Linked DNA regions of Homo sapiens: region 2 is linked to region 1. A link is an interaction called in ENCODE POLR2A ChIA-PET data of the cell type or tissue named here. Cell type or tissue: GM12878. All regions are shown on one strand. Links, peaks and the distances in the headings refer to the core of each region. The heading gives the core; the rest is flanking DNA.

The links. ChIA-PET counts read pairs that join two places held together with the same protein. Peaks named below come from ENCODE experiments on the same cell type or tissue, not always from the same donor. Only the 100,000 strongest peaks of a DNase experiment are listed, where the experiment ranks them.
Region 2: POLR2A ChIA-PET joins it to region 1 with 5 read pairs; 4 of 35 experiments call an interaction of 5 or more read pairs at or near these places.

Annotation. Positions count from the first base shown.
Region 1 is chr18:69,926,070-69,941,785 of GRCh38, reverse strand. The region is part of intron 2 of CD226 (CD226 molecule); the gene reads left to right. Among named protein-coding and RNA genes, the nearest start is that of CD226, 14 kb to the left of the region's middle. RefSeq lists enhancers at 1,625-1,964, 5,809-6,028, 5,415-6,614. In GM12878, for the core only: no CTCF peak of the experiment used is centred there; a DNase peak (open chromatin) is centred at 6,175; H3K4me3 peaks cover 698 bases; H3K27ac peaks cover 3,642 bases.
Region 2 is chr18:69,995,879-70,011,594 of GRCh38, reverse strand. RTTN (rotatin) reads left to right here. Exons shown (of 49, transcript NM_173630.4): 47 at 5,111-5,214; 48 at 6,328-6,397; 49 at 7,359-8,564. The coding sequence ends at 7,444. Among named protein-coding and RNA genes, the nearest start is that of CD226, 56 kb to the right of the region's middle. In GM12878, for the core only: no CTCF peak of the experiment used is centred there; no DNase peak of the experiment used is centred there.

The DNA.
Region 1 (15,716 bases), core at 2,840-10,839:
ACCCTCCCAACAGTCCCCCAAAGTCTTAACTCTTTCCAGCATTAACTGAAAGTCCACAGCCCAAAGTCTCATCTGAGACAAGGCAAGTACCTTCCGCCTATGAGCCTGTAAAATCAAAAGCAAGTTAGTTACTTCCTAGATAAAAGAGGGGTACAGGCATTGGATAAATACACCAATTCTAAATGAGAGAAATTGGCCAAAACAAAGGGGCTACTAGCTCCATGCAAGTCTGAAATCCTGTAGGGCAGTCATTAAAACTTCAAGTTCCAAAAATGATCTCCTTTGACTCCATGTCCCACATCCTGGGCATGCTGATGCAAGAGGTGGGCACCCATGGTCTTGGGCAGCTCCACCCCTCTGGCTATGCAGGGTACAGCCTCCCCTCTTGGCTGCTTTCACAGGCTGGTGTTGAGTGTCTGTGGCTTCTCCAGTTGCATGGTGCAAGCCGTCTGTGGATCAGATTCAGATTGTGGGGTCTGAAGGATGGTGGCCCTCTTCTCACAGCTCTACTAGACAGTGCCCCAGTGGGGATTCTGTGTGGGGGCTCCAACCCCACATTTCCCTGCTGCAGTGCCCTAGCAGAGGTCTTCCATGAGGGCTCTGCCCTTGCAGCAACTTCTGAATGGACACCCAGGTGTTTCTGTACATTTTCTGAAGTCTAGGCAGAGGTTCTCAAACCACAGTTCTTGACTTCTGTGCACCCGCAGGCCCAACACCACGTGTAAGCTGTCAAGGCTTGGGGCTTGCACCCTCTGAAGCAACAGCCTGAGCTGTATGTTGGCCCCTTTTAGCCGTGGCTGGGACATAGGGCACCATATGCAGTCCCGAGGCTGCATAGAGCAGGGGGTCTTAGGCTTGGCCCAGGAAATCACTTTTCCCTCCTAGGCTTATGATGGAAGGGGCTGCCATGAAGGTCTCTGACATGCCTTGGAGACATTTTCCCCATTGTCTTGGTGATTTACATTTGGCTCCTCATTACTTATGCAAATTTCTGCAGCTGGCTGGAATTTCTTCCCAGAAAATGTTTTTCTTTTCTGTCGCATCATCAGGCTGCAAATTTTCCAAATTTTTTATGCTCTGCTTCCTCTTGAATGCTTTGCCCCTTAGAAGTTTCTTCTGCCAGATACCCTAAATTATCTCTCTCAAGTTCAAAGTTCCACAGATCTCTGGGGCAGGGGCAAAATGCCACCAAACTCTTTGCATAGCAAGAGTGACCTTTACTCCATTTCCCAAAAAGTTCCTCATCTCCATCTGAGACCACCTCAGCCTGGACTTCATTGTTTATATCACTGTCAGCATTTTGGTCAATGTCATTCAACAAATTTCTAGGAAGTTCCCAAATTTCCCACATTTTCCTGTCTTCTTCTGAGCCCTCAAAACTGTTCCAACCTCTACCTGTTACCCAGTTCCAAAGTTGCTTTCACACTTGTGGATATCTTTACAGCAACCCTCCACTCTCTGCTGTACTCATTTACTGTATTACTCAGTTTTCATGCTGCTAATAAAGACATACCTGAGACAGGGTAATTTATAAAGGAAAGAGGTTTAATTGATTCTCAGTTCAGTATGGGTGGGGAGGCCTCAGGAAACTTACAATCATGGTGGAAGGGGAAGCAAATATGTCCTTCACATGGTAGCAGGGAGAAGAAGAGTGAGTGCCCAGAGCAGGGGAAGCCCCTTATAAAACCATCAGATCTCATGAGAACTAACTCACTATCATGAGAACAGGATGGGGGAAACCACCCCCATGATTCAGTTATCTCCACCTGGTCTCTCCCACGACACGTGAGGGTTATGGGAACTACAACTCAAGATGAGATTTGGGTGGGCACACGGCCAAATTATATCATATGATCATGGAGACTGATAAGCCCAAATTTGCAGTGTGGGCTTGCAGGCTGCAGACCCAGGAGAGCCGATGGTACAGGTGAAGCCCAGGTCATCTGCTGCAGAATCCCTCTTGCTTGGGGAGGCTGGTCTTTTTGTTGAATTAGGCTCACCTACATTATGGAGGCAAACTGCTTATTCAAAATTCACCAATTTAAATGTTAATCTCATCCCAAAACACCCTTCAAATTGACACGTAAAATTAACCATCATACCTGTTTTGGAAAATGATATGGCATTAGCTAGTTAAAAACCCCAAATCCTATGATCCAATAATTCTACTCTGTTTGGTATCCAAGAGTTCTCTCATTATAGGGAAAATTCCTGACAATATTTATAGCAACAGTGATTGCAATAGCAAAAAATTGGTAACAACCCAAATACCCATCAACAGTAGAACCGAAAAGCACACTGAGGTCTATTCACACATTAGGATACTCTACATCACTAAAATGAGTGAATTATCACTTGCTCACCGACATGGATGAAGCTCATGAACTTTGTGTTGAAAGAAAAGAGCAAGTTACCAAAAAAAATAGGTAAACTAGGGTTCCTTTTCTTTAAAGGTTTTAGAAATATGCATAATTAAACAATACGTTATTTATAGATACAAACGTGGTAAAACTATAAAGAAAAGCAAAGTTCAGAAACATGGTAGGTGGGGGATAGAATAGAATCAGGAAGGGCTGAAAGGGTCTTTAAGGCTCATAGTCAGGGTGTTTTCCTTATACAGGTGTTTTATTTTGCATTTGTCTCAAAATGTTTTAGAAGATTTCTTTCAAATCTACTGATTTCTTTTTCTTTTCCTTTTTTGAGACAGAGTCTCACTCTGTTGCCCAGGCTGGAGTGCAGTGGCATGATCTCAGCTCATTGCAACCTCTGCCTCCTGGGTTCAAGTGGTTCTCCTGCCTCAGCCTCCTGAGTAGCTGGGATTACAGGCCTGCATCATCACACCCAGCTAATTTTTGTATTTTTGTAGAGATGGGGGTTTTGCCATGTTGGCCAGGCTGATCTCAAACTCCTGACCTCAGGTGATCCACCCCACCTTGGCCTCCCAAAGTGCTGGAATTACAGGCATAGGCCACCTTGCCTGGCCAAATCTACTGATTTCTAATGGTGAAAAGAGATGTGATTGCAATTTTTGAGCAGTTGAAAGCTCTAAGGTAAGGATGAAATCTTCATTCTGATATGGCCTGGGGGCCAGGTAGAGGTAAGTTTCAGCAATGGTTTCAAATTTTTATGATCCAAGGACTAAAAAATGATGATTTTAGTGAAAAAGATGTGAAATTAAGAGACCAACTTGGCTAGCAAGAGTGGAATTAAGTCTGTTTCAGGTGTATTAAATTGTAAAGTAGCCTTTGACCAGCTGACAATTGAAATTATGGAACAACAAACCAGGATTGAAAATATCCAATTTGAAGTCATCTGAATGATCATCCAGCACATGTGGATGGATGGGGTTAACTAAGAAAGTACCAATGGATGGGGGCAGAAGTCTAAGGTCATAGCTTGTGGCTTGGAGGATGGTCACATTGTAGTGTGTTAAAGAAGGTGTTCATGTTAAAGAATGTAGAGGGCATAGAGAAAAGAGGGGGAGAGTTGGGAGGGAGAGGAAAGTGAACAGGTGAATTATTGATGTGAGAGCAGAAGACACATAGAACTCATATTTATAGTAGAGGGTTAGATTTTCTTGCTCCACACATGCAGGTACTTTGTGTTGGCTGTATTGTATGTTTGCTGACTCTGTGATCTCCCATATTCCAGTCCATTTATCTCAAACTGGGCACAGAGATGTTCCTCACTGTTTCCCTTTAAGAGTCTCATTCTCTCCCAGGTGGGATGAGGCTCCTTATATGCCATCCATGCTCATTCTTAGAAGGCTCTTATCTCTACACCCTTCAGGGACAAGTGTTCTCTGTCCAGGTTCCCAGCAGCTGACATAGCAGCCAAAGTTTTCTTTCATTCTTGTATATATCTGCTGGTTAGTGGCACTAAAGAGATTCCTTTAATATTAAGGGCTCCAGAATTGATGGCAGTTCTGAGGAATCCTATGATGAAAGGGATTCTAAAGATCATGCTGGCCTATATATTAGTTGAGGGCAGCATGGCCAACATTTTTCTAATGCTGGGGTATAATCTCAGCCTTTAAATTTGATTTAAAGCTGGGGAGAGGGAAGTGTCTCAAATCTGGCTTTTATAAATGGGTGTGCTGATTTGCAGGAGCTGAACCCACTTATCCATTAATTCACTCATCAAGTCTTTCCTGAGAATCTACAATGTACAATGTAATGTTCAGTGGTTTGGAAGATAGAAAGACATAGATCTTAGCTCTAAATAGGATGTAGAATATTGGGAGAGAGAAAAGTTTATATCACAAATTATTATTTGAGGCAAAAAAATAAGTCGCATTGTAGTCTAGAGGATATAATTTTATTTTACCTAGGAAATTCAGGGCAGAGTCCCTGAAAAAGTGGAATTTGAACTGCCAACCCAGAAAATTTGGATGTTGAGATTAATAGGCACTATTCCAGGAGAATTGCTTTAGAAAATTATCTAGAAAATAGACAGCTATTTTCTAGATAGTAGGCTCCAGTGTAACCTACTTTGGAAGATAATTTTCATTGTTCAAAAGGACCCCAACAACAAAACACCAAAAACCTCTAAAATTGAACCAACACATAGAATTGATCAACAAATTAAAGCAATTTATTCCGGTTTACAATTCATGGCTTGGTTGACATGTTGAATTGCTGCTTCAAAAGGCAAGGGAAGCCAGATGCACTATGCAATTGTATTTTACAACCTATCTTACGGTATTTGCACACTTTCATTTCGGCTTTTGTTTTGCCTATCCCAAATTCAGAAGGAAGGAAGAAAACATACGAAAATGACACTATCATATCTATTAATGACAGGTGAAAGTGATGGAGGAGGAGATTTGGTCTGAAAGGCTATTGCCTGTCAAAGGAAATTTCAAACAAGGTTAAGAAGGCCACAGAGAAAGAGTCTTTCTTATTCTCCTGTTATAAGGGTCACCAATTCCTGCTAGCTTCCTTAGTCCTTGTGTAGACCTTTTTCAGTTTTGTCTATCATATGTATCTCTATCACTTTTAATTTTCTTAAGTCAGATGGAGAAATAAGAAAAAAAGTCATTCCAAGTCAACTGATTAGAGAATGAAGCCATAAGCTCTCTCTTCAGGCCCATTCTGGTGAGATTAGAAATAAGTCATAAAGGTTTTATATATCCATGTGTGTGTGTATGCATGCACACACACAAGACTAAAAAATGTTACATTTTAGCAGTTTTTCATTTAAAGAAAAAAATACTAAATGGTACCTATAAGGAATCCACAAGGGATGAAGCAGAAACATTTTAAAGGCTTAAAAATCTCACTCCGTAATGAAATAAAATAGTATATAAAGAAGGCAGACGATAAAAAACATTTTAAGACTCACAGAAAGCAAGGTTATGGTCACTGCACTTCTCAAGGGTGAAGTAAATGGGAAACTGAAAGTGGATGGTTACCAGAACGTGTGCCAAGGTTGTTTTTATCCACGTGCTTTCCCTGTGCTAAGCCCAGGAAGGAACAGGCACAAGAACACATGTCACTGTGGGAATCAACCCTCAGGCTTTCAGGCAAAGCTCTGTAATCAAAAATCAAAAAAAAAGAGAAAGTTTAAAAACTCTCTAAAGCCAGATAATACTAAATTTATATACACAATTGAATTCAATAATCGAATGGCTGATACAGTGGAATTCACGTACAGGCACGGGTACAGGCTTGGATTTTTGGGGATTGAGATTGTCCGTCTGTCTCGATGCCTGGGTTTCTCTCTACCTCCTTCACCTCCTTTATGCCCCGTGAGACACCCCAGTCTTTGACACTTCTGAGCTGTAGCAAAATCCAGAGGAAACTTTTACTTTGGGCTTGTTGTCAAATGCAGTCAGGCGAGCCAGAGCAGGGAGTGGAATTGGCTGCCATCTTTGTGTGCAGCCATTTTGTTTATTTATACTACCTATGTAAACTTGAAACTGTACCCTTCTTATTGTAGGTATTTATATTTTCAAGATGATTGTAGAGTAGGGGTATGCTTGGCTGAATTGATAGAGAATGGGCTACAGCTGAAGCTTCGGACACTGATTCTCCTGTGACCTCAGAACATTCTGTGAGTATAGCTGGAAACTACACAGTTCTTGGTTTTTCCTCCTTCAACTCTCAGTGATCAAGACAACTCACACCTTTACCACAACAGCTGTTTACCCAGCACTGAAGGCGGCTGCCAACCACAACATGAGGAATACATTTCCTCTTCAGAATGGGTGTTGGTGGTGTGTGGGTGCCAATGCAGCGTGGGGACTGTGGCCTCACACATGAGTAAGAGCTGGTGTCCTATAGCCTTCAATGCCTGTCAAATAACTGTGGAACATGTTCAGCCCACACACGTTGAGACTCCTCCTCAGACCATCTCGGCTTCTGTGATCTTTTAAAAAATTCCTCACTTCAAAGGTTGAGAGCTGCAGATAGTGGGCATTGTTCTCCAGCACTTGCTCTGGGAAACTTCCTTATAGGATTAGTGAGTAGGTGTGAGTGACCTTCAAAAAGGCCTTATAGGAATTTACCTCTTAACAGATCACATTATTAACTGAAAGTAACATTATAAATTGCATTTTGTAAAATAAAAAATGTGAGATTTGAGATATTCAAAAGCAAACAAAAAGAAAATAAGTAACTGAAGAAAGTCCAAAAGCTCTTAGCTGGTAAAGCTCTCAGTTTTTACTGATGCTTGGAGCTCCTCTGTGGCTTTATCTTTGAGTTAATGCTGTCCTGTGATGGTTTAGGTAGCGTCGATAAAAAGATCTGGTTTCTAAGTTATGGTTTTTGTTGCTGGTTTTTGTTTTTGTTTGGTTTTATAGGGAGAGGAGGTTGCAGGCAGAATGGCTTTTTCTTTCCGTGGAGAAAATGGTAGGAGACTATTTCTGAAGACATTTAAGATTTTGAAACTGTTAAGAATTTCAAGACCATCAAGTCAATCCTTCAGGGATCAGTGTGAAATTATTCCCTCAGGCAACATCTCTTCTACTTACTCCTGAGCAGTTTTAATTAAATAACTCAGTTGATGGGGCTTCTGGCACTTCCCTTGAGAGATTATTCACAATCCAATAACTCTTAATGTGAGAAAATTTTTCCTGACTTCAGCTATTTAACCAACTTACACTTTAAAAAAATCTTCTTTGTAATCTGCCTCGAGAGAAAGAGCCATGTTTCATAGAATACTGATATAAGAAGACTTCCAAGGATGGAGGTGTAAAACACAATATTCATACTTACTAGTGTTGTAAATAGCTATGTGCATCATATCTGCACACAGTGGTGACCGTGGCCAAACAGAATAAAATCTGGGCATTAATTCTGGGAGCATTTAGCTGCACCATTTAATGAGCAGAATCCTAAGAAACTTAACATTCTCATTTTAGCAGACAGGCTCTTAAGAACATACTTGTTCCAATTCTTGGCCAGCTACATAAAATTCTATATGCTACCAACACCGATATTTCCAGAATTGCTTAGTGAAGGGGTGTGCGTGCGTGTGTGTGTGTGTGTGTGTGTGTGTGTGTGTATCCTCTGTGTGGACAGGATCATTTCCTTCATGATATATAAAGAACCCGAGACTATAGCAAATTTTAAGTCATTTACCTAATTCATTTCACTAATAGGATACATTTATTTCTCTTTGCAAACTGGAAGCTCTAGTTGAATGTATACCTTTTTCATGTGAGAAACAGCCAAAGAATTCAGTTGTTGTATTGGTAATGTTAGTATATGTCTCCAAAAGAGATCCTTTGTAAAGTCCCATTAACTCCTGACATCAGATTTCTCAAAATACCTCTTTATTATCTTTTAAGAAACATAGTTGCTCATTTAAGTGAAATAAAGAATACTTAACATAGGGCTTGTAACTTCTTCCTTTTATTCTCTTTAAATCCTATAAATGTTTCTGGAAAGAGCAAACATTTAATAAGATGAAAATATTTTCAACTACTCACATTGTGTTTCTTTGTGCTGACACAGTGTTTGAATTTTCATTCTTAACATGGTCTGATTATTCTGTTTTCAGTGAAAATAGCAGAATTGAACTAAAGGGAAAATGGCTAAACCTTGTTGTTGCTCAAATGACACAGAGGTAATTGAATCTGCTTTATTGGATGAAGGATGATAACAGTAATTAAAAAATCCCTGTAAATCTTACCTAAATCTGTTGAATAGATATTATTGTTTGCTGTGAGGAAAAGAAAGAATGTATGCCTATACGCCATGTAAAACGTTTGGGCCAAGTGACTGTAATGCAAGGTGGAATTTGGAAAGTAGCTTAAAGCAAGGTTTGGGGAGTTGGAGGTGACAGAGGTTACTTCTGGTTTGGGGAAACCATGGCCTGGAAATATAGGTGTAATTTGGATGAATGGAGACAAGGGCTGGCAGGAAGAGGGAGGAAGTTCAAACAGGAAAGTGCATCACAAGAAACATCGCATACCAGGGAGATGCTCTTTGTGTTTGAGGCACATGAAAAACAAATTTGGCCAGAGGCTTAGGGGAAGGTCGGAGGGTGGAAGGTCCAGATTTTGGACTTCATTTGGTTGTTAGTAAAGTTTTCAAATAGTGAAAGTCTCATGTTGGCCATGATTGGGAGCCATGACCCTACCAACAGCACGGAGGATGATGTAGAGGTAGGAAGGCAGAAAGATAGGAGGCACAAAAGCAGGCAGATAGGAGACACGAAAACAGGCAAGAAAGTGGGAGGCCTGTGGCCCTGCAGTGAGGGAGGACACTGCCCCCACGGTGCAGCCCACCAGAGCAGTCTTTCCAAATTACACACCAGGAAAGCTCCCCTGCTGCAAGTTTCTCCTTCCCATTTCCCCGCTCTTTAATTCTATAAATGTTTATTGAATGTCTGTCATATGCTGGGCCTGTGTGAGGTTGGAGGCATACAGGAGAAATGTCCCAGTCCCTCATCTCAAGCTCAAGGCTCTGTGTGACTTGATGCTTACATTGTTTGTGTGCAGAGGACGGGAATTGGTGGAGCTAGGAGTGGGTCGTGACAGTGTATGTGTGTGCATGTGGGAAGGAGGGTTGTGGAGTGAGGGAAGGGGTCATTCAAGGAACTTCAGAGATCAGAAGACACGAGAGCTTACTCATGAGGGAAGATGAGAACGGACTGAAGCGTGGTCATGCTGTTAGCTGGATGGCATTCCTGCTGGAGGGAAATCATGCTAATGGCGCAAAAGCAAAATGAGGCTGGTGTGCTTGGGAATTGCAGGATGGATCATAAAGCCTGAGTAAAAGCTAATTTAAGTGGGTAGTGGTGCCAGGTGGTGAACTTGGAGGGGTGGATAGTGGTGATAAAGAAATTTGATGTGTGATCAGCAGGAGCTCCAGATTTTTGCTTAGAAGAGGGGGCATTCAGAACACTTGATTTGGAACTGCATGTTCACAGCAAACCCACATGCTTACTTAGATGCATTTTCTTTGCAGTGGGCTGGGAGTAGGAGCTTTACTTCCCTCTAGTTACATTGTCGTGTCATGTCACAAATGTACACTATTCTAAGATATTTTGACTTTAGATTTTAGGCAAGGGATTTCGATTAGTCTGCAGTTAGAAAGAGCACTCAGACAGGGTTTAGAAGAGAGATTGGAAGTAAGAGAGAATAGAGGAAAGACAAGTCAGGAGAATTGTGTCCCCAAGTTTATTTGGTGAAGTTGCAACTCCTGATATCTCAGAAGGTGACTATTTGGAAATGAGGCTTTTAAAGAGGTAATTAAGTTAAAATGAGGTTATTAGGGTGGGATCTAATCCAATATGACTGGTTTCCAAATAAGAAGAGGAGATTAGGACACAGAGGGTCATCTGGAAACCAAGGAGAGAGGCCTCAAAAGGAATCAACCCTGCTGGCACCTGAATTTTGGGTTTCTAGCCTGCAGAATTGCGATAAAATAAGTTTCTGTTGTTTAAGCCATCCAGTCTGTGGTACTTTATTATGGCAGCCCTAGCAAACTAATGCAGAGGTGATGGGAATAAGTCAGACAAGCGATGAAAAAGAATTAAACTAAGGCAGCTTAAGTGGGGATAAAGCAGATGGGGCATATTCAAGATGAATTTTATTCCTAGTGTGTTCTTCATTATTCTGAATTCTTCCCCTCTTGAAGATTCAGGTCTTACATTTTAAAAAACTATTACAACTGCCAGAGCTTTGGCTCAGAAATTGCTGGAACACTGCTCCCTGCCTACTTGCTTTGTCAAAGTTTCACTCATGGTTCTGTCGGTCTCTCTACCTTAATTTGTGTTTTGCAGTGCACACACCTCCATCTTTCCCAGAATTAGTACACTTAGTTATTTTGTAATCTATGCCTGATGCTGTAATATTAAAGTAGTTCTATCTCTGTTGTCTGTTTTTTTCTTCTTTGCTCAGTTTTTTTTCTTCCTGTCATTACTTTCTTTTCTTTTTTTTAAATTTTATTATTATTATACTTTAAGTTTTAGGGTACATGTGCACAACATGCAGGTTTGTTACATATGTATACATGTGCCATGTTGGTGTGCTGCACCCATTAACTTGTCATTTAGCATTAGGTATATCTCCTAATGCTATCCCTCCCCCCTCTCCCCACCCCACAACAGTTCCTGGTGTGTGATGTTCCCCTTCCTGTGTCCATGTGTTCTCATTGTTCAATTCCCACCTATGAGTGAGAACATGCGGTGTTTGGTTTTTGTCTTTGTGATAGTTTGCTGAGAATGATGGTTTCCAGTTTCATCCATGTCCCTACAAAGGACATGAACTCATCATTTTTTATGGCTGCATAGTATTCCATGGTGTATATGTGCCACATTTTCTTAATCCAGTCTATCGTTGTTGGACATTTGGGTTGGTTCCAAGTCTTTGCTACTGTGAATAGTGCCGCAGTGTTTGTGGTTATTTTTCACTGTGTGCTGCTCATAGTCCTTGATAAAGCCTTCTGGGGATTCTCTGAAGTCTAACATGAAGGGACCTTTGTTCTCAGAGGAGTCGAAACCTGGATTACTTTCAGCCTGAGCTTTATGGAGCACCTGTACTATGGGAATTTAGGCTATAAATCCACATGAGGACTGATTTGTGCTTAGAACTACTCAAGGATTTTCTTTCTTTCCCTTATTCACCTGGGGATGCGGGTGAGCACATGCTTATTTCCAGGTCATTGTTACCATGAAGGAGTATCACTTAGAGGTCTCGACAAGACAAGAGGAAGGTCTTCTTTTTAATTCTCACTTCAGGTAGGTCCTGGGTTTTGACACCTATTTCTTTCGTGTTGTATGAGGTTCAAAAATCAGAGTTCACGTTGCTTAGACTGGCAGGTGTGCTCAGGGCAGAAGTGGCTTCCACGTCCCTATGTCTCTAGTTTTTCACTTCTACCTGGATTTTTCCGGTGGTCCCTGTGTTCTCAGAGATTTGATGCTTTTGCTCCTTTCACAAATACATTTGCTCCTTTCACAAATCTGTCCTGCTCCCAGTCTTTCTCATTTGAGTCAATATTCCCACATCTTAAAAACATAGAAGTCATCTTTTATGCTTTGTTTTGCCTCATTTTTCACATCTAAGTGTCTAGACTTGCAAAATAGACACCTCATATCCATTTATCTCAAACCATATTGCAACAGCCTTCATTCAAAACACTCATCTTTTACCTCTTTGTATTTTTTAAAAAATATTTGTCATCTAGATGCTTTTACCTGAAAGTCTGATCTGAATAATGTAGCCCATCATCTTCCCAGGAATGATGTATCAAATACCCCAGTTTTTGGACTCTTCTCCAGTCCCAGTAGGATTTTGTTTGTAGTTGCCCGTGCTCATGGTGCAGAGGAGAGATGCCAGACCTCCTTCATTCTTGATCACCTCCAGAGATGGCATGCAGCCTGTGGAATTTCCATATTTCTGGGAATGAGCTCAGACAATAGGCTAGAGAGAGACACACAGAGACAGAGAGAGAAATTGAGAAATGACAGATTTCATAATATATTCGATGTTGCGTGTGAAATAGAAAAGGGATTCAAGAGTGGCACCAGGTTTTACTTGGGATCCTGAGTAGATGGTGCTGTCATTGACTGCATCAGGGAGAATGAGATGAGAAGCTCCGGAGTGGGGTTGAATCGTTTAGGTTTAGACATCCAAGTGAAGCTCTCTAGCAGGCAGGAGGATTTTTTAATCAGAACCCAAGAGAGAACTTGGGTTGGAGATGCAAATGTGGTAAAGTCATGGGTGTACGAGTATGCACAGAGAGCTTTGGCTAGTCTTCCTTCACATTCATAACCGTTGAATGTTTATTATGTGGCAGCCCTGGGCAGGGCTCTAAAGGCTTTACATTGATTATTTCATTTAACCCTCACATTGTCCCTGTGAGGGAGATAGTATTATTAATACATAATTTAAAAAGCAAAATTTAAAAAGTGAGGATAGACTATGGAGCATATAGGGAGAAAAAGGACCTAGCACATGAGAGTGACTTGATAAAATGATGTTACAAGTACATGAAGAAATCAAGATGGAAGGGATGTTACTAGATCCAGGGTGTCCTCACGATCCACACCACAGTTTGCAAACAAGTGGCCTGTAACACCCATTTCATTTGACCAACACATTTTTGGAAGATCAGAAACACTCATATGCACATCTGGATGGACTATTAATACTGCCATAAGTTTTCTGCTTGGCAGCATTTTCTAGGCTGGGTAGCAGCAACCTTTTTGTAAATAATATATTCCTGAGTCACCCACAATCCCCACTCTTCCCTATTGTAATACCTTTGGCTCTGGTCATTTCCATGATCTTCCTGGACCCTCTGGGAATTTGTCTTTGGAGCCCTCACCTACGTGGTTAATCTTGATTCTTACAAGTGCTGTTCAAGGTCTTCTAAGGCTTGGTCCCTGCATACCTTCCAAAGTCACTTTGCATTCCTTTTTTTCAGCCAAACATGGTTAAGTGCAAATTCCCTAGGCATCCTCTGCATTTCTGAATTGTAGATATTTTTGCTTGTGCCTTTTCTTTCCCTTACTCTTTCACTCTGTGTACTACAGACTGAATATCCCAAATCAAAAAATCTGAAATCTGAAATGCTCCAAAATCCAAAACTCTTTGAATGCCAACATGATGCTCAAAGGAAATGCTCATTGGAGCATTTTAGATTTCAGATTTTTGGATTTGGGATGTTCAGCTGGTATGATGTAAATATTCCAAAATCCAAAAGAATCCCAAATCTGAAACACTTATGTTCCCAAGTATTTTGGATAAGGGATACTCAACCTGTACTCATTCTTCAGCTAAGGAAACATTGTCCCACCCCTAAAACAGGAATCCATGTTTCCTGCATTCCCCCGGATGTTGTTTGTGGCCACCTTTTCATTGAACATATTTTATTTTCCTTGCATTCCATCTAGTGATTACCATTGCCATCTCCCTCACCGCCTCCTGTCCTGAATGAGGGCAGGCCACATCCCATTTCCCTCTTCATGATCCCAATAATGTTGGGAACAGAGCTTTGCCCTTAGGAGACATGCTCAATAAAACAGCAAAAGAGTTGGGGTGAAGTAGGGGGAGTGATAGAAAATGATCAGCACCAATTGCTGATCTGTACATAGGAAACGTATGAATTCCATATGTAATTAAGTAGAATAGAACAGCTGCCTATGAGTACTTTCGAGTAAGTGAAAAGTATTCCCCTGGGTGGGAACAAAGGTTTATAGCTCATCATATGTGAAACATGGTTTGAAGTGTATTTGGATATGAATTTGTCTTTCTAAATGGTTTGAAACTTATCTACCGCTTTTCTGCATATTTCATAGCTTAATGAGATTCTTCAGTATTTCACCCACTAGTTTGTTATTTTACCACTCAGAGTGGTTTAGTGTCATTTGCAAGTTTTTGATAGGGATATTTATTAGCACATTATTTGTAAACATATTATGTGAACTTAGTACACTCATGTTCATAACAGCATTATTCACAACAGCTAAAAAGAAGAAGCAACCTAAGTGTCTACGGAGGAATAAATGGACAAAATGCAGAATATCTACAGTGTATATCTATTATGCGTATATGTATATAAAATGTATGTAACATGTAGAATATATACAATGGAATATTCTTCATTCTTAAAAATGAGGACTATTTGAACACATGCTGCAACATGGGTGAACCCTGGGGACATTATTCCAAATGAACAAAGCCAGTCACAAGACAACAAATACTTTGTGATTCCACTTATATGAGGTACACAGAGGAGTCAAATTCATTGATTCAGAAAGTGGAATGGTAGTTGTCGGGGGTGGGGGATGGGAGAACAGGGAGTTGTTTAATGGGTAGGATTTCGATTCTGTGAGATAAAAAGAGTTCTGAAAATTGGGTATACAACAATGTGAATATACTTAATGCTACTGAACTGTACATTTTAAAAGGGCTAAGATGGTATATGTGTGTGTGTGTGTGTTTGTGTGTGTGTGTGTGTGTGTGTGTAGTGTCTTAGTCTGTTCAGGCTGCTATAACAAAGTACCTTAGATGGGTAATTTATAAATAAATGAGTTGTATATCTCACCGTTCTAGAGGCTAGGAAGTCCAAGACCAAAGCACGAGCAAATTTACTGTCTAGTGAGGGGTTGCTCTTTGCTTCCAAGACGGCGCCTTCTTGCTGCGTCCTCATATGGTGGAAGGGGCAAAGCAGCTCCCTTCAACATCTTTCTGAAGGGCACTAATCACATTCATGAAAGCAGAATTCTCAAGACTTAATGATGTCCCCAAAAGCACCATCTCTTAATACCACCACAATGGGGATTAGGTTTCAATATGAATTTGAGAAACATTCAGATCATAGCAGTGAGCTTAGTTCCAGGATTATTTCAAGGGAAATTTCATTGTTAACAATTCTTTATTTAGAGAAATTCCTGCTATCTATTGTTTTGGTTCTTGTCTTTATTACACGAAAACAAAAAAGGATTTGTTGACACAGAGCTTTGAGTTCTGTCCTGCTCCTAACTCATCTGGTGATGTCTGAAAAGTTTCTTCATTTTTCTGAGCTTCAGTTTACTCATGTATAGAAAGTACTCATGTATAATATGTACCTTAGGGGAGGCATGAGAACTAATGAGATAATATACAAAGATCCTATATAATACTTGGCACATGGAAGTTGCCCAGCACATGATGGTTCCATTGAATTCCCTTTCCATGTTCCCTGAAGAATTAGATATCTTGTTGAGTCTGAAACTTCAACTCATTTCAACTAACACATATTTAGCTGTTACCACTTGCCAGGCATTCCATCAGGAACTGGAAATATTAGGATGAATGAGATATTATAGCTCCTGCCCTCCTCCCTATCATATGTAAGTAGACATTACATGATGGTATGAAATAACGCTCTCATGGGGATAATGCCATAAAGGGGACTCTCAGAGTCCTTAAGATGACTGTTGTCATTCCTCATTGTTCAAGTTGGATGGAAAACACATCTGACAACTAAAGAAGTAGGAGTTAGCCAAAGAAAGGGCAGGGTGTCCTTGCAGTAGGAATAGCAAGTGCAAAGGTCCCGAGAAGAAATACAAAGCGGGAGATGTAAGAGGATGGAAAAGCAGCCCATCATCCTGAAACATAATGTATGAGGTGGGAATGGGATAGATACAAGCAGAGAGGTAGGCAAAGACCTGATGCTGAGTGGTTCTTTGTTGTTATTGTTGTTTTGAGATGGAGTCTCACTCTGTCGCCCAGTCTGGAGTGCAGTGGCGCAATCTTGGCACACTGCGACCTCCACATC
Region 2 (15,716 bases), core at 3,979-11,978, 69 kb before region 1:
ATTTTGAGATATGTTGCATCAATACCTAGTTTATTGAGAGTTTTTAGCATGAAAGGGTGTTGAATTTTTTTGAAGGCCTTTCTGCATCTGTTGAGATAATCATGTGGTTTTTGTCGTTGGCTCTGTTTATGTGATAGATTACTTTTATTGATTTGTGTATGTTGAACCAGCCTTGCATCCCAGGGATGAAACGGACTTGATCTTGGTGAATAAGCTTTTTGACGTGCTGCTGGATTCAGTTTGCCAGTATTTTATTGAGGATTTTTGCATCGATGTTCATCGGGGATATTGGCCTGAAATTTCCTTTTTTTGTGTGTGTCTCTGCCAGGTTTTTGTATCAGGATGATGCTGGCCTCATAAAATGAGTTAGAGAGGATTCCCTCTTTTTCTATTGATTGGAATAGTTTCAGAAGGAATGGTACCAGCTCCACTTTGTATGCCTGGTAGAATTCGGCTGTGAATTCATCTGGTCCCGGGCTTTTTTTGGTTGGTAGGCTATTAATTACTGCCTCAATTTCAGAACTTGTTATTGATCTATTCAGGGATTCGACTTCTTCCTAGTTTAGTCTTGGGAGGGTGTATGTGTCCAGGAATTCATCCATTTCTTCTAGATTTTCTAGTTTATTTGCATAGAGGTGTTTATAATATTCTCTGATGGTAGTTTGGATTTCTGTGGGATCAGTGCTGATCTCCCCTTTATCATTTTTTATTGTGTCTATTTGATTCTTCTCTCTTTTCTTCTTTATTAGTCAGGCTAGTGGTCTATCTATTTTGTTAATCTTTTCCAAAAACCAGCTCCGGGATTCATTGATTTTTTGAAGGGTTTTTCGTGTCTCTCTCTCCTTCAGTTCTGCTCTGATCTTAGTTATTTCTTGTCTTCTGTAAGCTTTTGAATTTGTTTGCTGTTGCTTCTCTAGTTCTTTTAATTGTGATGTTAGGGTGTTGATTTTAGATCTTTCCCCCTTTCACCTGTGAGCATTTTGTGCTATAAATTTCCCTCTAAACACTGCTTTAGCTGTGTCCCAGAGATTCTGGTATATTGTGTCTTTGCTCTCTTTGGTTTCAAAGAACTAATTTATTTCTGCCTTAATTGTGTTATTTACTCAGTAGTCATTCAGGAGCAAGTTGTTCAGTTTCCATGTAGTTGTGTGGTTTTGAGTGAGTTTCTTAATCCTGAGTTCTAATTTGATTGCATTGTGCTGTGAGAGACTGTTTGTTATGATTTCAGGTCTTTGGCATTTGCTGAGGAGTGTTTTACTTCCAAGTATGTGGTCAGTTTTAGAATAAGTGCGATGTGGTGCTGAGAAGAATGTATACTCTGTTGATTTGGGGTGGAGTGTTCTGTAGATGTCTGTTAGGTCCACTTGGCTCAGAGTTGAGTTCAAGTCCTGAATATCCTTGTTAATTTTCTGTCTTGTTGATGTGTCTAATATTGACAGTGGGGTGTTGAAGTCTCCCATGATTATTGTGTGCGAGTCTAAGTCTCTTTGTAGGTCTCTAAGAACTTGCTTTATGAATCTGGGTGCTCCTGTATTGGGTGCATATATATTTAGGATAGTTAGTTCTATTTGTTGCATTGATCCCTTTATCATTATGTAATGCCCTTCTTTTTCTTTTTTGATCTTTGTTGGTTTAAAGTCTTTTTTATCAGAGGCTAAGATTGCCACCTCTGCTTTTTTTTTCTCCCCTGCTTGCCATTTGCTTAGTAAATCTTCCTCCATCCCTTTATTTTGAGCCTATGTGTGTCTTTGCACGAGATGGGTCTCCTGAATACAGCACACCGATGGGTCTTGACGCTTCATCCAATTTGCCAGTCTGTGTCTTTTAATTGTGGCATTTAGCCCGTTTACATTTAAGGTTAATATTGTTACATGTGAATTTGATCCTGTCATTATGATGCTAGCTGGTTGTTTTGCCCATTAGTTGATGCAGTTTCTTCATAGTGTCAATGTTCTTTACAATTTGATATGTTTTTGCAGTGGCTGGTACAGGTTTTTCCTTTCCATATTTAGTGCTTCCTTCAGGAGCTCTTGTAAGGTAGGGCTGCTGGTGACAAAATCTCTCAGCATTTGCTTTTCTGTAAAGGATTTTATTTATTTTTCACTTATGAAGCTTAGTATGGCTGGATATGAATTTCTGGGTTGAAAATTATTTTCTTGGGCCATACGCAGTGGCTCTCACCTGTAATCCCAGCCTTTTGGGAGGCCAAGGTGGGCGGACCATGAGATCCAGAGTCTGAGACCAGCCTGGCCCATATGGTAAAACCCCGTCTCTAATAAAAATACAAAAAAATTAGCCAGGTGTGGTGGTGCCCACCTGTCGTCCCAGCTACTCAGGAGGCCGAGACAGAAGAATTGCTTAAACCTGGTAGGCGGAGGTTGCAGTGAGCCGAGATCTCACCACTGCACTCCAAACCTGGGAGACAGAGCAAGACTGCATCCCCCTCCCCAACAAAAAAAGAAAAGATAAATTCTTTAAGAATGTTGAATATTGGCCCCCAGTCTCTTTTGGCTTATAGGATTTCTGCAGAGAGATCTGCTGTTAGCCTGATGGGCTTCCCTTGGTGGGTAACCCGACCTTTCTCTCTGGCTGCCCTTAACATTTTTTCCTTCATTTCAACCTTGGTGAATCTGATGATTATGTGTCTTGGGGTTGCTCTTCTCGAGGAGTATCTTTGTGGTGTTCTCTGTATTTCCTGAATTTGAATGTTGGCCTGTCTTGCTAGGTTGGGGAAGTTCTCTTGCATTTAATATCCTGAAGAGTATTTTCCAACTTGGTTCCATTTTTCCCCATCACTCTCAGGTACACCAGTCAAACATAGGTTGCTTCTTTTCACACAGTCCCATATTTCTTGGATGCTTTGTTCATTCCTTTTCTTTTTTTTTTTTCTCTAATCTTGTCTTCACGCTTTATTTCGTTAAGTTGATCTTCAATCTCTGACATCCTTTCTTCTGCTTGATCGATTTCGCTATTGATACTTGTGTATGCTTCACGAAGTTCTCATGCTATGTTTTTCAGCTCCCATCAGGTCATTTATGTTCTTCTTTAAACTGGTTATTCTAGTTAGCATTTCCTGTAACCTTTTATCAAGGTTCTTAGCTTCCTTGCATTGGGTTAGAACATGCTTCTTTAGCTTGGAGGAGTTTGTTATTACCCACCTTCTGAAGCCTGCTTCTGTCACTTCGTCAAACTCATTCTCCATCCAATTTTGTTCCCTTGCTGGTGAGGAGTTGTGATCCTTTGGAAGAGAAGAGTTATTCTGGTTTTGGGAATTTTCATCCTTTTTGCACTGGGTTTTCCTCATTTTCGTGGATTTATCTACCTTTGGTTTTTGATGTTGGTGACCATTGGATGGGGTTTTTGTGTGGATGTCCTTTTGGTTGATGTTGATGCTATTCCTTTCTGTTTGTTAGTTTTCTTCCTAACGGGCCTCTCTGCTGCAGGTCTTTGGGAGTTGGCTGGAGGTCCACTCCTGCCCCTGTTTGCCTGGGTATCACCAGCAGAGGCTACAGAAGAGCAAAGATTGCTGCCTGCTCCTTCCTCTGGAAGCTTCATCCCAGAGGGCACCCCCCAGATGCCAGCTAGAGCTCTCCTGTATGATGTGTCTGTCAACACCTGTTGGGAGGTGTCTCCCAGTCAGGAGGCACGAGCGTCAGGGACCCACTTGAGGAGGCAGTCTGTCCGTTAGCAGAGCTCGAGCACTGTGCTGGGAGGTCCACTGCTCTCTTCAGAGACAGCAGGCAGGAACATTTAAGTCTGCTGAAGCTGCACCCACAGCCGCCCTTTCCCCCAGGTGCTCTGTCCCAGGGAGATGGGAGTTTTATCTATAAGCCCCTGACTGGGCCTGCTGCCTTTCTTTCAGAGATGGCCTGCCCAGAGAGGAGGAATCTAGAGAGGCAGTTTGGGTACAACGTCTTTGCTGAGCTGTGGTGGGCTCTGCCCAGTTTGAACTTCCCAGTGCCTTCGTTTGCACTGTGAAGGGAAACAGGCTACTTAAGCCTCATTAATGGTGGACACCCCTCTCCCCACCAAGCTCGAGCATCCCAGGTCGACTTCAGACTGCTGTGCAGGCAGTGAGAATTTTAAGCCAGTGGATCTTAGTTTGCTGGGCTCCATGGGTATGGGATCTGTTGAGCTAGGCCACTTGGCACCCTGGCTTCAGCCCCCTTTCCAGGGGACTGAACAACTCTGTCTCACTGGCATTCCAGGCACTACTGAGGTATGAAAAATCTCCTGCAGCTGGCTCGGTGACTGCCCAAATGGCTGCCCAGCTTTGTGCTTGAAACCCTGGGCCCTGGTGGTGTAGGCACCCAAGGGAATCTCCTGGTCTGTGGGTTGCAAAGACCATGGGAAAAGCGTAGTATCTGGGCCGGAATGCACCGTTCCTCAGGGCACAGTTTCTCAGAGCTTCCCTTGGCTAAGGGAGGGAGCTCCCCCACCCCTTGTGATTCCTGGGTGAGGCGACACCCCACCCTGCTTTGGCTCGCCCTCCATGGGCTGCACCCGTTGTCTAACCAGCTCCAGTGAGATGAGCTGGGTACCTCAGTTGGAAATGCAGAAATCACCCGCCTTCTGCATTGATCTCACTGGAAGCTGCAGACCGGAGCTTCCTATTGAGCCATCTTGCCAGCCACCCTAGTCATTTTTAAAAAACATCAAGCAGTGTGATATTTGATGATCGTTTTTGTATAGTAGCTCATGCTACTGATGTGTTTGTATGATAGTCTTTATAATTTATCATGAAAGCAGATCTGTTTTTCTGCCTGCCAGAATGTTAGCTGTAATTGAGTAACTCATTAATGTACCTAATTGTATACTTATTTTTACACACTTGTGGTCTTTAAATGAATGTGCCTTTTCTTGAATTCTGGCCAAAAAATGAAGCAGCTTCAGTGTCTTTGACCCTTCTATGCCTGACATGAAAACAATGTTTTGAGGTTGTCCTCCCATATACCACATGGCATAAAAGATTGGTTTTGCCATAGTCTAGTGATACCAACTTTATGTATGCATTCTAATGGGAAAAGAGGGGGGTGTCTGACTAGTCCAAGATAAGAATACAATGCAGTGTCTGGGACTGAACTTTTAAAAAATATATGTTCATTTTTAGAAAAAGTCATTACTGTGCTTGCTGCCTGTCTGGAAAGTGAGAATCAAAATGCTCAGAGGATTGGAGCAGCTGCCCTTTGGGCTCTGATTTACAATTATCAGAAGGTCAGTTTTAAAAATCATTGTTACACCTGGGGAGCAAACAACAAGGTATAACCCAGGTATAAACTCTTAGGATACATCCAAAGGTGTCAAGAGTTACAGCAAAAGAAAAAAGACAAAATCAAAGATCCATGTTCCCTTTGCTGATTCATACAATTAGTAAACCATCAGTTGAAATCTTTTTATTTAATCATTTCAACAGAATGTCTCAGTTTAGAAGAGAATCTCTGAACTGACTTTTTCCTCTTAATTTAAATTGATTTACTTTATTATTGCAATTTTAGTATAGATTGTTTCTTCTAAAAGACGTATCAAGGGAAAACACATCTTAAAGTAAAACTGAGTAACAAAAGTTTTATCCAATTGTACAATTCCCCTTTATCTAGCTCAGTTCTTGTACGACTGCAGCCCAAAGCCTGCTCTGAGAAAAGGGCAGGCAACGTGGAGATTTGTGTTCTACTCTTTCTCTGGCCTTTGGACTTCCACTTTATTGCAGACATGTTGTTCCCAAGAGAAATACCCATAAGTATCTAGTGATTAAGTAGTAGCCAAGTGACAGTGTTAGGATAGACAGCCATCCTAGAATGGTGTTCTCTCAGCTGACTGTCTCTGCCGGGGCTAGTTTTCTCCCTGCTGGCCAGAGTCACGTACACAAGGACAAGAGGGTGTTGTTTTCTTTCTCACCTGGGTATCCCCAGAGCTTAGCACAGGATTTGGCACTTTGTAGTCACTCTGTAAATATTTGTTGACCAACTGCTAATATTTGGTATATGTGATCAGAAATCTGAGGTTTGAGGGAGTATGAAAAACTGAAACCAAGGATGACTAGTTTAAAATAGCAAATTGAGATTAGGGGAGAAGGAGTAAAAGAGAAGGGAAGAAAGAAAATGGGAATAGAGAAAGAATCAAGTTAGATAAGAGGATATGGGCAAGACTTCAGAATGTGCAAGGGGATTGGCTCAATAGGATGTATTATGCTAAGATGGAACTCTCTAGTTATATTATTATATTTCATAATATTCTGTTTAATACTGTAGTTAGCAATGGGCAGAATTAGTGTTTTGCTATCATGATCCATAACACATGGCAAGAAACCTAATTAATGGATTGTTCTAGGCAAAAACAGCTTTGAAAAGCCCATCAGTAAAAAGAAGAGTGGATGAAGCATACTCCTTAGCAAAGAAAAGTAAGTTGCAATAAGAAAGAGATTATAGTTAAACTCAGAAGCTATTAAGTGGATTTTCTGATTAATGAGATATTTGGACAGGCCACAGCAAAATGGCATTGTAAAATGTGCCAATATTCAGTATGTGCTTTAATTATATCATTTTTTAAAATAATAAAATAGATAGATGAAGGTTTAAGATGTGATTGCTTCTAAAAATGCATCTGTGATCTTCGTCTTATTTTTGTACTAAATTTTCTTTGCCAACAGTGACCACTGTGCTGAAGTATGTTCTTAGTGATAAGAACTGGCCCAATTAGAATTAACTGTGAGCAGAAAACCTGGATCTAACATCAGGGAGCTGGAGGACAGTCTTCCAAGAATTGATCCTGTTACCCTTATATCCACGTTTCCCTGTGATGTGGTCACAATACTAGAGACGGTTTTCTTTTCAAAGCACATTATTCATTTTTAGTGACACCAAATTTCAGTGAGCGTTATTCTCTGAACATTTTTTATGCTAAAACACTGAATTGTGTCTTTCCTGTACTGTAATATATCTGTTGGTTATTTGTGTTTTTATAGTCTGATTTTTTTTTTTAAGCAGGGGAGGTTTTAGTTTGTTTTAGCTGCGACCATGAATTTCTGGAGCTAGTGAAGTTAAAGATTATGCTTTAGGAAGGATGGTACATAAAAAAAGATTAATGGCATTCATTTGGAATTATAGTTAATGGTATCCATTATGGGGGGTACTTTTTAAAAAATACTCTGGGTAAGCTGTTAATTTAAAAAAATATTGATTTTGTAACTTGTTTATTTTTTAAAAAATGCAAAATATTCTGGAATGCTATTACATCAAGAACTTAGAGCTTTAAATTATATATAAATCCTGTTCATATGTATTTGTTTATGTGTGTGCCTCCTAAGTATAGTACCAAGTTTCATAAACTAGTATTTCTGTACTCTTATTTTTCTATCTCAGCTTTCCCAAACTCAGAAGCAAACCCTCTAAATGCCTATTATTTGAAATGTCTTGAAAACCTCGTGCAGCTCCTTAATTCTTCCTGAGTGCCATGGGATGCTACACCTTGAAGCTGACAGTCATCAACAGGGGAGCTAAAGTTGAAGCCAGCTGTGTGTAGCAGCTGTTACCTGAAGACGTGCTACCTCTCTACAAAGTGTTGATCCCCTTCTTTCCCATGAGAGAGAGAACTGGTGATACTCCAACACCGTCCAGTTGTGGCAGCTCTCCAGAAGTAATAGCAGCTGACAACTTTCTGTGCCTTTTCCTTTCTGTTGAAAAGGCATAGAAAGTTCTGGGAACATAAACATTTTTACCCTTTTCTATGCCATTTATTTTGTAAAAATCCTATTTAACAGTTATTTAATAAAACAATATTTTTAGAAACTAAAAATTGACTAATAATTGCTGCTTACAGACTTTTATCAGTCTCATGAATATTAATTTTAGGAGTTGAAATAAGACACTGTGTCCTGGTTGTTTCTCTCTTTTTTTAAATTTTAACTGATGTAAAATTTGGCTCTGTCAGTGCAAATCCTTATTTTCAAAACTTTCTGTTATCCAGAGCATCCACACTGGAAAAGGGCTATGTAGAAGTAAGTGTGCATTATTTGTAAAGGGCTGTGTGGAAGTAAATGTACATGATTTGTAAGTAGCTTTCTTAGGCAAGTTTTAGTGATGTTATCTTCTTCCTAGATGACTCTTAAATCATTACATGTATAATCTTCACCGTTGTCTTCTGCAAGGCTGTGTAATAAAGAAGAAAGAAATAGAGTTGGGGCTGTATAAGCCTGGGTTCAAATTTAGCTCAGCCCAAAACATCATGAAGAATAGAGTAAGACTGAAAAATGCAGAAGATGGCCGGGCTTGGTGGCTCATGCTTATACTTTCAGCTCTTTGGGAGACCGAGGTAGGTGGATCACTTGAGGCCAGGAGTTTGAGACCAGCTTGGGCAACTTGGTGAAATCCCATCTCTCCTAAAAATACAAAAATTAGCCATTCCTGGTCTTGAGCGTCTATAATCTCAGCTACTCCAGTGGCTGAGGCACGAGAATCTCTTCAACCTGGGAGGCAGGGAGGTTGCAGTGAGCTGAGATCATGCCACTGCATTCCAGCGTGGGTGACAAAGCAAGACTCTGTCTCAAAAAAAAAAAAAAAAAAAAAAAATGCAGGAGGAACAAGCTCTATACTCTATTACATAATCTTACTTAACCTGTAGTTTTGAATTCCGCACTTAAACCAAAATCAAGTACTAATCACTTTCAGCAACTTTCCCAACACTTTTGAAAGTGAGAAAATTGTGTGTAAGAGAAATAAAAGGTGAAGTATTAATATATATATGTTTGTATATACATATATGTCATATACATGTATACATATATATTCATTTAGGATAATGTTTTCAGAAAAACTGAAAGAAAAATATCATTTTAAGTGCTGTTAAATTGCTAACAGCAATAAAATAAGCAATGATGTTATTTAAGCTGGAAGTATGACAAAATTTATGTTAAATACAGAAATAGTAACAGTTAAGTTTGTAATGTCTGAGAATTAATTGATTCGAGATCTGAAAAATAAATCTAGGAAGCTCAGAAGTTTCTGAGCTGCCCAAGTTAATGTGTAGCGGAAAACTCGTCAATTCTGAGAGCAGGAATCTTGGGAATTATTTTTCCCTTTTCTCCCGATATCTTATATTTTTTGCCATTTTTCTGGAATTCTCTAATCAGCCCTCACTGATAAATAAATGAAATGAATTTCTAACTCCCTTCATAACTCCTTTATAACTCCTCCTTCTATGTCCCAGCTATTATTCTCGGAACTTTTATCATTTAATCTATCTTTTTCTAAAATACTACTAATGTCTTTGTGTTCCAGGTGAATAAGCGGAGGCGCAGAGCGGTTAAGTAATGTGCTCATTGACTGTGGCTGGTTATCAGTGAAGTGGAGGTTGGAACCCAGGATAACTGCGAAGAAGTTTGCTTTTCTTTATAAACCACTTTTCTTTATAAACCATTTATTCTGCCCCTCTACCACCCCCACTGAAATATCTCTTTTTGTGTTTGAATCTTATAGATAAACACCATTTTTCAACAAAAATTTGTTCTCTTCAGGGAAATTATATTATGGTTCATTGATTGACTGATTCACATATCAGAGTAGGCACTACCTCATCTTCTTGGAACCAGGAAGAATTGTTGTAACTGATCATTTTCCCTAGCAGTTCACAGTAGTACCAGAGGGAGATTTGTAGCCTAGTAGTCAGAACCACCCAGAAATGTTACCTGCCAAAGCCCAGGAGGACTGCAGACCTTGGAGAAAGGAGAGGGGCCATGGCTTTAGGGGAACTTGCGTTTGCCTCTCTTGGTGTCCAGGAATGTGAAGCTCGGGTGCACGCTGTGGTCCAGATCCTGGGGGACAGTCCTTGCAACTGGGTCTCCTGGGATTATGCACCGTCAGCCAGTGGGGAAGACGTCTCAGCAGGAGCCTTGAGGTGACTGGCCCACTGCTGTAGCAGCTGCCCTGCCTCTCCCTTGCGGACCAGCATCAGAATCCTCAGGTGTGTGCACTGAAATGCAGATTCCTGGGCTCAATGAGGCAGACTTGTGTCTAGGAGAATTTTTAGCAAGCTCTCCAGGTTCTGCTCACCACAGTTTGAGAACCACTGATTAATCCCCATGATTACAGAAAACTGCCTAGAACACGAAAATTATTTCATATCACTTAACTGCTGCCTGATGAAATCAGGACTTGAATCTGGGTCTCTTGAATGTGAACCAAGTATTTTTTCTTTCACACCTGCCCAAGTTTAAGCAAGGATCCAGGAAATAGGTGCAGGGGACTAGTTCATACTTCATGGTGTCCAATTTCTCCATATCCTAGCATTTTTGGTGGGCTGAGTTAGTGTATGTGCGCTATGGAAGCACAAAAAGGTAGTGCCACGTCACACATGAAGTGCAGACATTGATACTGAGGCTTCTGGGCTTAAGACTTGAGCAGTTTGAGGGAGGAGGCAGCCATTAGTTTTGAAAACAGGAAGCTAGTAGGAAAGTGGTGTTAGCAGACCTGGCTAGACCCTTTTGCCACTCTTCCTAAAAACACTTACAGAAATGAATAGCTGAATGTACCTCTTTTTTTGGTGTTCTATAAATAATGGAGCAAAAAAAAAAAAAAAACAAAACAGAATTTTGCCTATTTAACTCCAGATCACCAATTTTCCTTTGTAGTGTTAAATGGACTCTTCATCCGTGTCATTTTGCATCATCAGTCTTTGGGGCTGCACCTTGTGTATTCCCCATTTCTTGAGGTTGCCAGAGCCCCAGGTCTGCTTCTTGACCCGTGATGTTCCTCGGATTTGCCAGAGTGATGGGTAAGAGTAATGACTGGCATCCCCGCTTCTGCATTAAGATCTGCTTGCAGTTATCTCAGTGAATGAGAGAGCATAATAGAGCGGTTAAGAGTAGAGGGCTCTTGAGTCCTGTGGACCAGGAATTAACCCTGGCCTCACCACTGCAATTGTTGGAAACCTGGGACAGGCTCAAGCTAACTGGGGTTGAGGACACCTACCTTGTGCAGTTGGTGAGAGGACTGAGTGCTTAGCCTGGTACATAGTTATCCCTTAGATGTTATCAGTGATTTTTTATTCTTACAAAATTCTCAAAAACATCTGTTTAAGCAAAAACTTCAAATCTTTTGTGTCCTTGCAAACTTTCCTCCCCTCTGGGAGGGGATGTGCTGGAAAGTGAGTTGGGCTGTGACAACTAAGGTTCCAGCATCCCAAAAGGATTGTTGGTTCTTGGTGGAGTGCATGTCCACAGTCCTGGGATGACTGATTGCCCAGACACTTGGCAAGGCACCATTGAGAACCCGAGTCTCACAAAGCACTGCATACAGGCATTATATACACCTGGGGTGTGCACATTTTGTTCTGCTTGTCATGTTGTCTTGATTGAGTGTCAGTTGGCAAAATTTTGCTCTTTTTCCATCTGACTTGTGTAAATGGAAGATTAAAAAATTATAACCTTAGTAACCAAAACAAAATCTTAGCTTAAAAAAAAAATCCTTCAATTTGGGAGTAGCTATTTTTTTTTTCTTCCCATTGATCATTATCCAAAGACTAAGGGGCATGGATGATAAAATGCTATTGCTTTGGTCAATTAGGAAACTTAGTTTTGGGGAACGTAGAGTTTATTCTTCCTAACTTAAAATTTCTCTTAGGAAATTCTTTTACAACTCAAGTTTCCTTATACAACTCAAGTCCCGCACCTAGGGCTGTGTGGGACTTCGCCGGGCCTCAAGGCTCAGATGTACGAAAGGCTATGCCAAGACCCCGGGAGTCTGAGGTTTGGCAGCAACACAGAAGGAGCTCAGTGTGATCCTACTTTAAATGTTTCCAACAACGTTCGTTTTTGCATTTTGTTTGCTCCTTCCACATTGGAGGAATCTGCTTCAGAAAAAAATCTTTAAATCCATGTTTTACAAAATACCCATATGGTAACATTCAATAAATTTCTTTTTAACTAATTTTGCGTGAAAGCTAAAAAAAAAAAAAAGTGTTTTAGTACAGACTCCAAGGTAATGTTCTTTGACACATTTCTACTTTTCAGTGGCATCCTTACCTCACTTTGGCCTCTGCCAATGCTTGTGCCTTTGGAGTATCTGCACCCACTTGGGTTCTTCTGGGCAGCGATACTTGGTAGTCTGGTAGCAGATTGCTTGCAGTTCTGTGTAAATTCTGAAATCATTGTTTCTTCAAACAGTTTATTGGAACATTCTTTCTTTGGCTTACCATGGAAGTAAACAGATTATAAAATGGGAACTTACTGTTTTTAATTGTTTTCTGGTCATATTCATAAAGATCAGATTGCAAAGAATCAGTTTATGGGTATAATACCTGGTTTAAAGTTATATTCTGTATCTGCTAGGAATAGCCACATTTCACTGAGGAGAAACTCCAAAATAATAATGGCTTCACTAAGAGAGGAGTTTCTTTTTATTTTTATTGTTTTTTGTTGTTGTTGTTTGCATCCCAGGAAATGCACACATGGGCAGTCTATAGCTAACAGTGTCCTCAGGGACTCAACTGCCTGCTTTTCTGCTCTCTCTGTCTTTGCACGTTTCCTTTAGGAAGTTACCTCATGGACATCAGGAAGGAGAAAGGCTGGAAAAGGACTTCCTCAGCTGTGTTTCCCTTTAAGGAGCCTTCCCAAAAGACAGGTCCAATAACTAGAGCTCACATCTCAGACAGAACAGCACATGGTCACTCAAAGCTTCAAGAGAGGCCAAGAATTGTTGTCCCTCATTTGGGCACATTGCCAGATCCAGTAGCACAGGCCACTGCTAATAGAGAAGGGGAGGTGGTGTTTGGTTCAGCAACCACCAGTGTCCACCAATGTTCTTGATTTGAGAGAAAACTGATGTAATTAGGGGTAAAAAAAAAAAAAGGATTATCTTCCCAAGTAAATAAGATTAGATGCTTATTGAATTTATTCAGTCTGCATTTAGACTTTGTGATTAGTTCTAGCTGCATTCAGAGCTAAAAATATTAGTGTCAGAGAAAGAAGTCAGATGCCTTTCCAGTGTAAAGCCAAATGCCTTCTGTGGAGTTTATGCCTATGAAATGCAGCCATCAGCTGTCAGGATCCACCTTCTCCTCAGGGAGAAATGAGGCTGGGAAATAGAATGGTTGATGTGAACAGATTGCCAGCATTTTCACAGACAGTAATTTAAAACTGGCTAATTGAAAAATAAAATTAATTGCAACATTTTAAATATGTACCTTTAACATTTTATTTTATGTATGTAAATATATATTACATATATGTATCTACATATATATTACATACATATATATGTATCTAAATATATATATTTTATGTATGTAAATATATATTCATTCCACAAACTTTTGATTAAGGGCTGAGGCATTTTTAGAGTATAGTTCCCTTATTGGTGTTAATACTGTTTTTTTTTTATCATAAATCACACCTAATGCATTTGGACAATTTCCAGTTTCAGTTTCTGAAAGTGGAGCAAATACTAAGGCACATATTAAAGCAACCCAAACTAACCTCTTCCAGATCTTTTTCTTTCCTTTAAGAATTCTTCCAGATTTCTACCATTTTTTACTTTATTTTGTAGTTGACTTGCCACACCAGATTCAATAGCAATTTTTAAGTGACTCCTTGTTACCAATTATTTGCAAAACATTCAACTTAGTTCTTACAGTAACAATTATTTTTCTGATCACTTGTCATTAATATTTCACCAAATTCTGTAATTCCAATAACAAGTCTAAGTGATGTAAATGGTGTGGGAACAAGCACAGCCAAATCTCCGTAAGCATGAAACTCACCTAAGGGAAGCCAGAGAGAGTGGCACTAATGCCCACCCACTTTGTCCCTCCCCTGCTCATGTGCTCTGGCATCAGCCAGGATGTTTTGTTGGGAGAATGGAGAGAATTCTTTAATCTGAGCAAATCTGTTCTGTGGTGGCCAAGTAAGAGAGGCTATGCCATTCTATGACCTTTTGAGATTTCTTCAAACTTTGAACTGCCTTTTGTTTGTTTTCGTGGTTACTCCTTTGCCTGGCTCCCTATTGTTAGAACAAAGTTTTCCCGAGGATATGTGTACTTGCCTGGACGTTGTTCTCAACTCACCTTTTACCCTCATGCCCTCTTCAGATTCTCTGGCTTGCTCATCCTATGCCTGTTCTTCTCCTACCTCTTTAATTCTTCAACTTTCCTCCCCCAGAGTGCACCTCCACCCACTTTCACATTTACATTTTTCTGCCTGTTGTAAAAGGCCAAAATGTCACCTCTCCCATGAAGCTGTGTCAGATTCCCCACCTGGGAAGAAATGGTTCACTCTGAGTTTCCACAACTCTCCCATGAAGCTGTGTCAGATTCCCCACCTGGGAAGGAATGGTTTACTCTGAGTTTCCACAACTCTTTTAGATTTTAATTTTGTTGTTGTTTTAAATCTTTAAGTCCCTTAGCCCTTTTGCCCTCATATTATGTTGATTCTCATACCCATTATCTCCATAAAGACATGACCTTTGATTGAGCTTGTAACTCCCCGCCTCTCATGACGCCTTGCACAAAGCAGGTGCTCAATATATATCAAATGAATGAATATGACTTTATTAGGCAAAGCTACAGAATTTCACGTGTAAGTTAGGTTCAAAATTTATTGACTTTTTCAAAATTTGCAGAACCGTAAGTGTTTCTTTTATGGAATAGATTTCTGTCTACTGAAAAAAGAAGTACAGCTTAAAACACTTAAAATTCTTAAACTCTTTTAGTTCAGTGAAGAGGGAGAAAAAAAACAATATTTTTGCTAGGATTTGAAAACTAGCACCCACATGAAACAGATGCCAATCTAAACTTTAAGGATCTTTTTTTTTTTTTTTTAACTAGGAATCTTACTTGTACATTCTTTTGGGGAATAGAGTGTAGGCATCAGCTTTTTGAAACAACAGTAAATTCTGAAAAATGTGTAAGCTGCGACTCCAGCAGTGTGGGAAAACAGAAGCAGGCAATTTGCATTACCCATGCTGTGTGAAAGGTACAAATCAACAGATCACCTGTCAGCTTCCTTCCAGGCCCTGCTTCTTAGTGTGCAGCAGCAGGCACTGTAAGAACTTGACTTTGACTAAAATAAATGTGACAGTATTTTCTTTGCACAGAAAGAGAGGAGGGGGCAGCAGTAAAGGCTGAAAGGGAACGTAGTAACTTGACTTAATGAAAACTGGTGGAAATGCATATTCTCTTGGTACCATCACAATAGGGAATAACATCTCTCATTGTATCACTTTAAATCTTTCTTAGCAGCAGCTGCTATGTGGAAGAATGAGGATACTGCATCTCTCATTTGGTGATTCTGAGTTTTGACCCAAATTAAGAAGCTCTAAATACAAAGTATGATTCACAATTGGTAGATCCAACATGTATAGCATGAGCTAGGTATGATTTAAAGCCTCGAAGTGGTTAGGGAGATGGGGCTAGTGCTGACCAAGACGTTGACCTGTCAGGACTGCTGATCCCGCTCCCAAAATTTCCTTTAGGATGGAGAGAGAATTGTAAGAAACCAACTGAGTCATGGGGGAGCTGTTGGAACTGCTGTGTTGGGGGTGGGGGATGTATCTTTTGTTCGGGGGCTGCAGACAGCCCAGCAAGACTATGAGAGGGAAGACAGGTGTAAGGGAGGTAGGCAGTAGTGGGAGCTGTTCTTACTTCTCCCATCCATTGCCTTGGGGAAAACAGTGCCTGCCCCTGGCAGTTTAGATTTCTGGTCCAAGTGTGCTCATGAGCAAACTCTGGGC